3 separate regions of the Homo sapiens genome follow, and all the other regions are linked to region 3. A link is a contact called in ENCODE Hi-C or POLR2A ChIA-PET data. All regions are on one chromosome and are shown on one strand. The core of a region is the stretch at or near the end of the contact, and the rest is flanking DNA. Distances in the headings are between cores, read along the strand shown.

Region 1 (2,838 bases), core at 188-2,687, 140 kb before region 3:
GTGAAATAAGCCCTTAGTGATCACAATGTTCAAGCATGGCAGAGGGCCACTGTCAGGGTCCCTACAGAAGTCTCCAATGGGTAGAGCAGATGGGTTTGAGACCACTAATGACTCTTCTAGTACTTAAGATATGATCATTATACAGCCTCTTCAAGATCCTCTGGTCAAACTTAACCTCATATCCAATAGTCTGATGTTCTGGAGTGAGTGCAGGACTCAAACATTTATTCAACAATCAACCAACTAACTAACCAAACCACATTTACTGAATGTCTCTTGAATGCCAACCATTGTGCCATACAGGTGAAAAAGGAATTCCACTCACATTCTCTGGCCAATGGGATCCTTTATTTTTCTGCTTGATCTTATTAATCTATCACTGAGCAACCTTAGGCTGCTGCTGACAATTAATACTAAATAATTATTTATGATTCCCTATTCCTACCTTTTATTAATTATGGTACTTAATTTCTCAGTTTCAAAATTTCTGTAACATCATTGATTATAAATATATTCTATTTCCTACTAAGATGATGCCTACAATATTGAAAAAAAAAGGGGGCTCTCAATGATAGAAGGAAAAAATGGCCTTTTCTCCTAAAAACAATTATATTCAAAATAGACAAAACATACTAGGGAGAGAAAAAGGCAAAACATTAAAAAAAAAGAAAAGTAAAAGCTTAGAAGTAGATACAGTAAGATATTTGCAATTGCTATCTGCCCTTGCTCACTAAAACTAAAAATAAAATTGGCTTGCGGTTTACTAAATTTGGTTGCAAGTACTTTTCCCCACCAAACCACTCTGCAATCACATCAGTCACTAATGAAAATGATTGGGAGGGGGGATGGAAAGGAGGCTGCAGTAAAAACACACTGTATATTTTCTGGAACATATGATGAAACAGAAGGTTTCACTTCTTGTTTCAACCATTTTAGCACCTTCTCCTTTTACTCAATTTCAGGGCATGAAAGAGACTGGGCAGTTGTGCAGAATATGAGGAGAACTCATTTTGAGAGAAGATTAAAACCTGGCCCACTAATAAACTATCTTCAGTTACTGTACACATCAGTCAAACCAAATAATTCACTCTCAGTTTAACTCATTCTACAGGGCTCTGGAATAATACATCACTCTTCTGATAGAGGCACAAGTCCATTAATTACCAAACTGTGCTGCCACAGAGTTATACGGTCTTCATTCTTCCCCTATAAAGTGTGTTTTAGTTTTCGAGGCAAGAGGAGAAATTCAGAGGGGAAATGAGTAATTTAGGAACCTTTTACAGCTCTCTGGCCTGCACTAAGTAATCCTTTCTTCCCTTTCAGAGTTAATCATCAAAGGTACTGAACACAGTATGGAGGGCCTGGCCACCCATGCCCATTCAGCAACTACAACCTCCACCTAAATTCAGAATTATCATACAAGAAATGACCCATGCAGAAGAGACCAAGAGAAACAACCACATCTAGGCTGTGACAGCACAGAATGTATGTGTGTGTCTGTGTGTGTGTGCACGCGCACATGGGAAGTATAGGAACCAAATACCTGGGTCCAAATTCTAACCCTGCTTCTTCCTGGGAAGATGATCTTGTGCAAATTAACCTCACAATGCCTCTGCTTTTTGATCTGGAAAATTATCTTAAGGGTATAAGGGTACCTACCTGATAAGGTGTCTATGAGGTTACATAAGCTAATGTAGGTAATGTCCAAATCACAGTAGCTGGTATGTACATATACATACACCCTTGATAGATACCTTATTCATTCAATCCAAATTGCCACTCACTCCAGCACACTGGTATCTCTGGCTGCCAAGAGTTATGCAACAACATACTTAAACACCAAATCATCTAAATCATTTGGGTGGAACCATCGATCCTTAACCAGGCTTGTGAAAGGTTCTCTTGGCTCTGTTTACTTTGGACAGGCATCAAGCGTCTGTTTTCCTCAGAATCTGAAAGTCACTGGGTCAAGGCTGTAGAGGCCCCTTTTCACACAGAGGAACCAGTCAAGGACTGAGATTGCTCTGTGTGGTGGTGGTGGTCACCTGGCCAATTGCATGGGGAGTCACTTCGTGGCTTTGGCAGAGTCTGCCACTGTCTGCTAGAATAAATGTGGAGCCAAAATATGATTTGTCTATTTTGACTTGTGTACATTTTCTGAGTACAAGAGACTATTGATAAGAAGTTTAGGTAAGTGGAGAAAATGTTTGTTGATTCCCCAGAAAGCACAAAATGTTCATTCAGTGAAGAGAGAAGACCATTCGCTCATTATAGTTATGAATTAACGCTACATCTTCTACAGCAGAGGTTCCCAAGAGTGTATTGAAATTACCTGGGAATTTGTTGAAACACAAATTGCTGGGTCTCAGCCCCATAGTTTCTGATTTCGTAGGTGTGGGGCAAGAGGACACAGTGTTGAGAATCTGCACATCTAATACAATAATCCAGAAAATACTGCTGCTGCTTGTCCAGAGACCACTCTTGGAGACCACTGCTCTATAAGCAAGAGTACGTCACCAAGAAATTTAAATTCAGATCCTAGAACTAGAACACTACCAAGCAAGGGGGGAAATCATTCTTATGAGACAGTCATTGAATGAATGCATGAATCAAAGGGCAGATAAATACCTTCTCTTCCATCATATGCTACATTTCCCATATTTGTTTATACCGGACTCCATACTACGTATAAATAAAGACAGTCTTCAATATCCATTAAGATGACCTTCGATATCCTTCAACCAACCACAGTGGATTCTGAAAGCATACATACATGTGCATGCACACAGCCCCTGTGGTGGTCTGCTCAATGTAACTCAATCTCCTCTCTCCTTCCTT
Region 2 (2,988 bases), core at 453-2,952, 190 kb after region 3:
AATGATGAGAGAATCTTCAGATGGCATGAGATTTTTGCCTTAACATGGCCTTTAAGTGACCTCCTAGTACTGTCAAATGTTCACACACTTGACATTTGAAGCAGAATGTGTGAGGAATCTGAATCAAGGCTTCGGTATATTTTTACCCTGTGTTCAACGGACATCGTGAGCTGTCTCAGGCTCAGAACACAACTGCTGGCTACTTTAGAATACAACCTGGGAATGCCCCAGCTTTCTGCTGGGGTCGTGGGAAAAAAGCACCCAGTATGATACCATCATTCTCAAATGTCTTTCAAGAGGAAGTCAGTAGTGGTAATCATAGGAGTTAATAGTAAGATGAAATAGTCTCTTCCTGGTTTCGCCGAAAGCAGAGTGGTCTGGCTTGGGCATCACTGGGCTTGATGCAGTCTCACATGTGGTAGCTCACATTCATGCAGAAAAAGACACATTTTCAGATGTTTTGAGTATGACTTCAGCCCGTACATTGGGTGGACCAAATGTATATTGTTGCTGAAGATATAGATACTTATCTAGAATAAAAATCCAAAACCTCCCCCCCCCCACATTATCCAATAAAAATCATCTGCATGTGTGAAAAGAAAACTAAGACTAGACTAAAAAGTTGTGACTCTTAAGAATATTTAAAGATATTTATTTTACATGAAAATTGTTTAAAAATCAAATGCACTCAAACTGCATTAAAAAGTATCTATCTAGAGGCAGAGTAGTACCATTTGGGAACGTGTTCCAATTCTAAAGAGGCAAATTTTACTGTAGTAGGGCACAAAGGGAGAAGAGAAAACTATACTGCTGACCTTTTTCTTAGATTTTCCAAAAGGCAAGCTGCTTTCCACCAGTATGAAGAATAGATCCAGTTTTGCACTGAATTTCGTTGCTATCATAGTCTTTTCTCTCAGGAGTTCATGGGGGCAGTTATTTTAAATGACAATGAAATACTTTCTTTTCTGGAAAAATAGAGATGACAGGGTCGACCTAAACCTTGGCTATGTTTTGTTCTAATTTTTCTTTTTTGTTTTCTTTCCTTTTTGTGCACAGTGAGAGCAGGTAAAAAGGAAGAGAGTTTGCCACCAGTCAGCATGTTTTCTGAGGTTATATGTTTAGTCCCATTAGAAACAAGCTAAATTATTTGGTTACATTCAATATTTCCTTCAAAACCTAAGAATCTCTACACTTGTATTTTGTTAACCACACACATGTCAAATAAACTTTTGTTTTAGAGATGTGATGTCTTCTGCAAGAAAGTATATTGTACTGCATGGTAACAAGGGGACAAGGACCTAAATGCGGTTCATACGCATTCAGCGACTTACTCAACATTGCACCTCTCATGCTTCACACAAGTGCTTATTACCAAGTATGTTCTGAACTATTGAACCCATAGAGAGGAAAGCTATAAGACAGGATTATGTGAAACAAAAATCAGAATTAGCCAGTAACTTTGAACAAAGACCTCCTATCTAAAGAAACATATGGAAAATTTAAAAAAAAGAAAGAAAGAGGAATCTAACATATGAAAACCCAATCCCACTGGAATGTTTTCCTATACACAGCATAAACGCCACATAAATAAAACCACAAACCTCTGCAGAAGTACGTGAGAGGACGTGAGCCCCCAGCACTCTCTCCTGTTACGGCCCCCTCTGGGAAGTAAGACCCGGGTTAGTTTCCAGAGACAAAAGCTGTTTGGAAATCCTTCCTCCTGGGAGCAGTGGGCCTCATTGGAAGGGAACTTCTGACAGCCTCTAAGCATAATATAAAGTGTGACGCAATCCCAAAGGGGGCTGTGATTCAGGTTGTAGGATTCTGAGCTTTTGGGATACCAGGGGATGGCAAATATCTTTGAAGAACAGGGATATTCTTCTGGTTTGAACAGAATAGTAATATTTAACCGCAGTGTTATGTGTCAAGTTCAGGCCTTCTGGGGGAGACTACTGGCTCTAAACTGCCCAGGAACACACCCTCTTCACGCCAAGTTCTGGTGAAATGTTCACTTATAAGGTACAGCCCCACTCTTGGTCTTGTTCCCTGTGTAAATCTCTGGTTTGAAAACCTTGTAGCATTCAGGCGTTTCAAGCTTGAGGGCTGAAATGTCACTTTTAAAGCAGGGTTAAAAAGGTCACACAGCTGCAAATAATAATAGCCCAATGAAATTCAGATTCTGACTGCAGCCCGCTTCAAGAATAACACTGCAACAGGAAACAAGACCACAAGATCCTTTCACCAGTAACGCTGGTAAGAACACTACTGATAAAATGAGTATATGCATGTGTCTGTGTGAGACAGACAGACAGACATAAGGAGACAAACACACAAAGAGAGGAGAGAAAGGCACACATGGAGAAATAGACATGCAAAGAGACAGAGGGAAGATGCCCACAGAAAGAGAGAGAGACACACACAGACACACAGAAAGATACCAAGACAAACACAAAGTAATTGATTTTCTTGGACTGAAATTCAAGGTGTTTATTTTTCTGTGGAAAGTTACAATATTCAGGTTTGAAAAATAAAGATATATTTGAAATCCAGAGGACTTACTTTTCTCTTAATTTACAGTTAGCTTCCAATAGTTATGTTTTCACATAATACCTCTTTGAATGGTCCTGTTCTACAGTGTTTTACTACAATGGCACTGTTTTGCAGATGAGCAAATAAGATAATGAAAGATGCAATATCCCTCCCAAAGAAAGAAATTCTTAGCTCCAAATTGCATATGCAATTCCTTCCCAACAGCTAGCCACATGTGGGGATAACCTACCTGCATCCTTGCTTTGAAAGTAGAACCAGGCATCTTTGAAGAAAATAAATCGAGAGTGTGTTTTTGGTGAATGTGTGTTGGGTTATTATTGTGTGTGTCCCCTTGCCCTTCTGACAGATGTATTGAGATAAATATTTGCTTTGTTTCAGAAACACGAAGTGCAAATTGGCCATGGCCTTAACTAATATAATTAATAAACAACATTTGTT
Region 3 (2,953 bases), core at 219-2,718:
AGAAATAGCTGATTTGCTCCTTGACTTAGTGCTGGGAGGTCTCATGCTTTCATGAACTGGAGCTATTTCTTGACCCAAATCAGGCCAGACTGAGTTTGCATTACAAACGTGCCACATTCAGCAAATAGTTGACATTGCAGACTGTGATTTGCCTTTGAAGGCCAATGCTGACTCCCCGAGGAATCAAAGCTTTCACCCCAGTGGGGGCCAGGCAGCTGGTGACTTCTGCATACTCCTCCTCTCCCATTTGTTCAGGAATGAGACACACTTGGGGGCTTAGACTACGGTTCTCTGAATTGTTTTCATTCAGAGGGTGAGGTGGGGGAAAAATATGTGGTGGCAGAAAATAAATGATGAGTCCTTTTTTGCGCATGTCAAGTATGAGATACCTATTAGCCATGAAGTAGAGAAAGTGGGTGAGAGGAAATGAGAGGTCAGGGACAGAGAGAAAATCTGATTGACATTGAACTGCCTGTGGGATAGAAGGAAAACTAGTAGATTGTAGGGTTAAGGACAAAGAGGGGAAAGTATTTTAAGAAGGAGGAGCTGTGTCTAATGCTGAAGAGAAGTTTTAGTAAAGTGAGAACAGAGAAAGAAAGTTAGATTCCCAAACTCAGAAAATTAAATGAGAAAGGAACAGGCAGCTAGGACACCCACTTGGCGATGGTAAGAGTTTGTGCCTTGGCTGCAGTATATTGATTAATAACAGTCTGCTGAAATGGTCTGTAAAGGTAATTTTGAACACCCTCTACCACTGTCCCCTGCCTTCACTTCCCTCATCTCACCCCAAATTGCAAGGCCCTGAGCTTTTCATCATTACAAGAGTGTTTAATGCCCTCACCTAACTAATCAAGAGGATTCCCCCAAGTGAAACAGAAAGGGAGACGTGACAGAACCATGGCCCTGAGTGATTTGTGCTCATGGTCCCTTGAGTTGCCTCCTTTCCACACCATGCCCTCACTACATTGGTTATGGGCAGGGCTGTTAGACATGGCGGAGTGGCAGAGCATTGGTATGAAGCCACTTTACCTCTTTGAGCCTTGGTTTATGTTAAGGGAGAGTTTGGGACTAGAGGATCTTTAAGGCCCCTTCAGGCTCCAATATTGCATAGATCTGAAGTGGTTCCATTTCATTTACCAGCAGTGAAAAGCAGCGTGCATTCAGCTGTTCCGTCAATTTAGTCAAAGCAACACATTTCCCCTTCTTGAATTTACCTTCAACAGAGGGGGAAATGTAGGCGGCATTATTCCCAGCATGTAGAAGCTCTGTCTGAGATTCTTAGTATTGCAGGGTACATTTACTTTTGCTAATGATCCCTGAAGCTGACTGGTTTCAATCGTGTGATTCGAGCAAAGCACAGACACTCTGATTTGCAATAACGATGCCGTGAAATCAATATCGAAAAACCTTGGGCTATATGAAACTGCTGCTACTCAGTGAATCATACTAGGCAATATTTCCTGAAAGATAATGGGTTTCAAAACCAAACATAAATCTTCAGTGACAGGTTGGCTATTTGTCATGTTTTCTGGTGGTGGAATTACAGCAGCTTCAATAAAATCCATTTGGTGGTTGGGTTTTAGATTAATATCTGATACAATCATGGTCTTAGGGCCACAAGAAGTAAAGCTTAGAGGGAGGGAAGCAAGTTTGCAATTATTGTAGGGTTCTAGTACCCCTTGTGCCAAATGTTGGCACAGAAATTGCTCAAAAATTACAAAAAAGCAATACAATGTGGGACTTTGAATACTAAGCACTGTAAAGTGATACTATATTCTTGAAATAGTAAACATGTCTTCCATATGTGGCTAAGTGTGCCCAAGACTGCCAACTGTAATGCAAAGCAAATTGATTTGCAACTGTTTTGTTCTCAACACTTTAACTCCTGGCTTTCCATTTGACTCCTTGACACAAAATAATTAACTCTACATTTTTCTTGACTTAGCAGAAATATTTTCCCCATGACAAGGAAAATGAAATTGATTTTCTGATTAAATGACTTCAGTTAGTCCTTCTGAGTTAATATTGCTTCCCTGTGACCGATGAGTCAGCAACATTTATTGAACCCCCACTGGGCAAAAAGTATTTACAAGGTGTTACATGAATCTATAAGAACAATAACTTTCTGGCCTTCCTAACCCATCCATGTTTGGAATTAAGCAGCTATTTCTGTCTAGATGCCAGGTTGACACCTAATTCTCTCAATATTGTGGAGAAAGGGAAGGTTGTCTTGACAACAGTGTGGAAAAAATCAACTTGAAAAATTTATTTAACCCAAAACTGTAGTCTTAGCAATTGAATGTGGATGCCAGTTCTCTTGGTAATTTAGGCCAGTATCAGGATGGATACCTCTTTTTAAAACAATGAATAAAATGATAGGTAACATAGTCACAGGTTACAAAAACTAGGAAAGTACAAAGGATACACAGTAAAAATCCTCCATCCCATCCCAGTCCCTCAGGTGCCATTCCAGTCCCCATAGGTGTCCACGGTCCCCAGTTTTCTTTTATGTCCTTCCAGAGATATGAAATGCATAAACAAGCAAAAACATAAAGAATATTTGTTTTTTATTTTATTTTAATATGAATAGTGACATACTATATACATGTGCTTTCCAAATAATAATATTTATTGGAGATTCTTTTATAGCAGCACAAAGAGAAATGTTCCTGTTCTTTTTAATGATCCCCTAGTATTCCATTGCATAGATGTACCATGATTTATTTAACTTGTTCTCTATGGTTGGATTTGTTTCCTGCCTTGATTTTTACAAGCAAAGTGCAATGGATAACTTTGCATAAATGTCACCTTTCTTATACACTAGCATAGCGACAGGGGAATAAATTACTAGAATTGAGATCACTGAGTCAAAAGGTATGCAACATGTATTTAGCGGATAAATGGAAAGATGAATGCATGGATGAATGGAGGCTGACTTGATGTAGATGATTTA

Evidence for each region. A loop is a pair of places that touch in the nucleus more often than their neighbours do. ChIA-PET counts read pairs that join two places held with the same protein, here RNA polymerase II (POLR2A). Pooled maps may share reads with other maps.
Region 1: a pooled map shows a loop between it and region 3 (12-fold over the local background). The contact joins two enhancer-like sites. A Hi-C loop is called at or near these places in 2 of 37 single-sample maps with no recorded cell type and 13 of 50 pooled maps. POLR2A ChIA-PET finds 5 or more read pairs at or near these places in 2 of 52 experiments (activated CD4-positive, alpha-beta T cell and activated CD4-positive, alpha-beta memory T cell).
Region 2: a map of heart right ventricle shows a loop between it and region 3 (6-fold over the local background). The contact joins two enhancer-like sites. A Hi-C loop is called at or near these places in 1 of 168 maps with a recorded cell type or tissue (heart right ventricle), 2 of 37 single-sample maps with no recorded cell type and 3 of 50 pooled maps. POLR2A ChIA-PET finds 5 or more read pairs at or near these places in 1 of 52 experiments (GM12878).

The regions. Positions count from the first base shown.
Region 1 is chr7:28,154,282-28,157,119 of GRCh38, forward strand. The region is part of intron 1 of JAZF1 (JAZF zinc finger 1); the gene reads right to left. Among named protein-coding and RNA genes, the nearest start is that of JAZF1-AS1, 25 kb to the right of the region's middle. Within about 2 kb of position 1,438, at least 3 of the 41 ENCODE cell types and tissues checked have a DNase peak (open chromatin) inside an H3K27ac peak, as active enhancers do.
Region 2 is chr7:28,479,474-28,482,461 of GRCh38, forward strand. The region is part of intron 1 of CREB5 (cAMP responsive element binding protein 5); the gene reads left to right. Among named protein-coding and RNA genes, the nearest start is that of CREB5, 68 kb to the left of the region's middle. Within about 2 kb of position 1,703, at least 2 of the 41 ENCODE cell types and tissues checked have a DNase peak (open chromatin) inside an H3K27ac peak, as active enhancers do.
Region 3 is chr7:28,291,585-28,294,537 of GRCh38, forward strand. No RefSeq gene overlaps it. Among named protein-coding and RNA genes, the nearest start is that of JAZF1, 110 kb to the left of the region's middle. RefSeq lists enhancers at 1-189, 190-1,157, 1,158-2,123 and a silencer at 1-280. Within about 2 kb of position 1,469, at least 2 of the 41 ENCODE cell types and tissues checked have a DNase peak (open chromatin) inside an H3K27ac peak, as active enhancers do.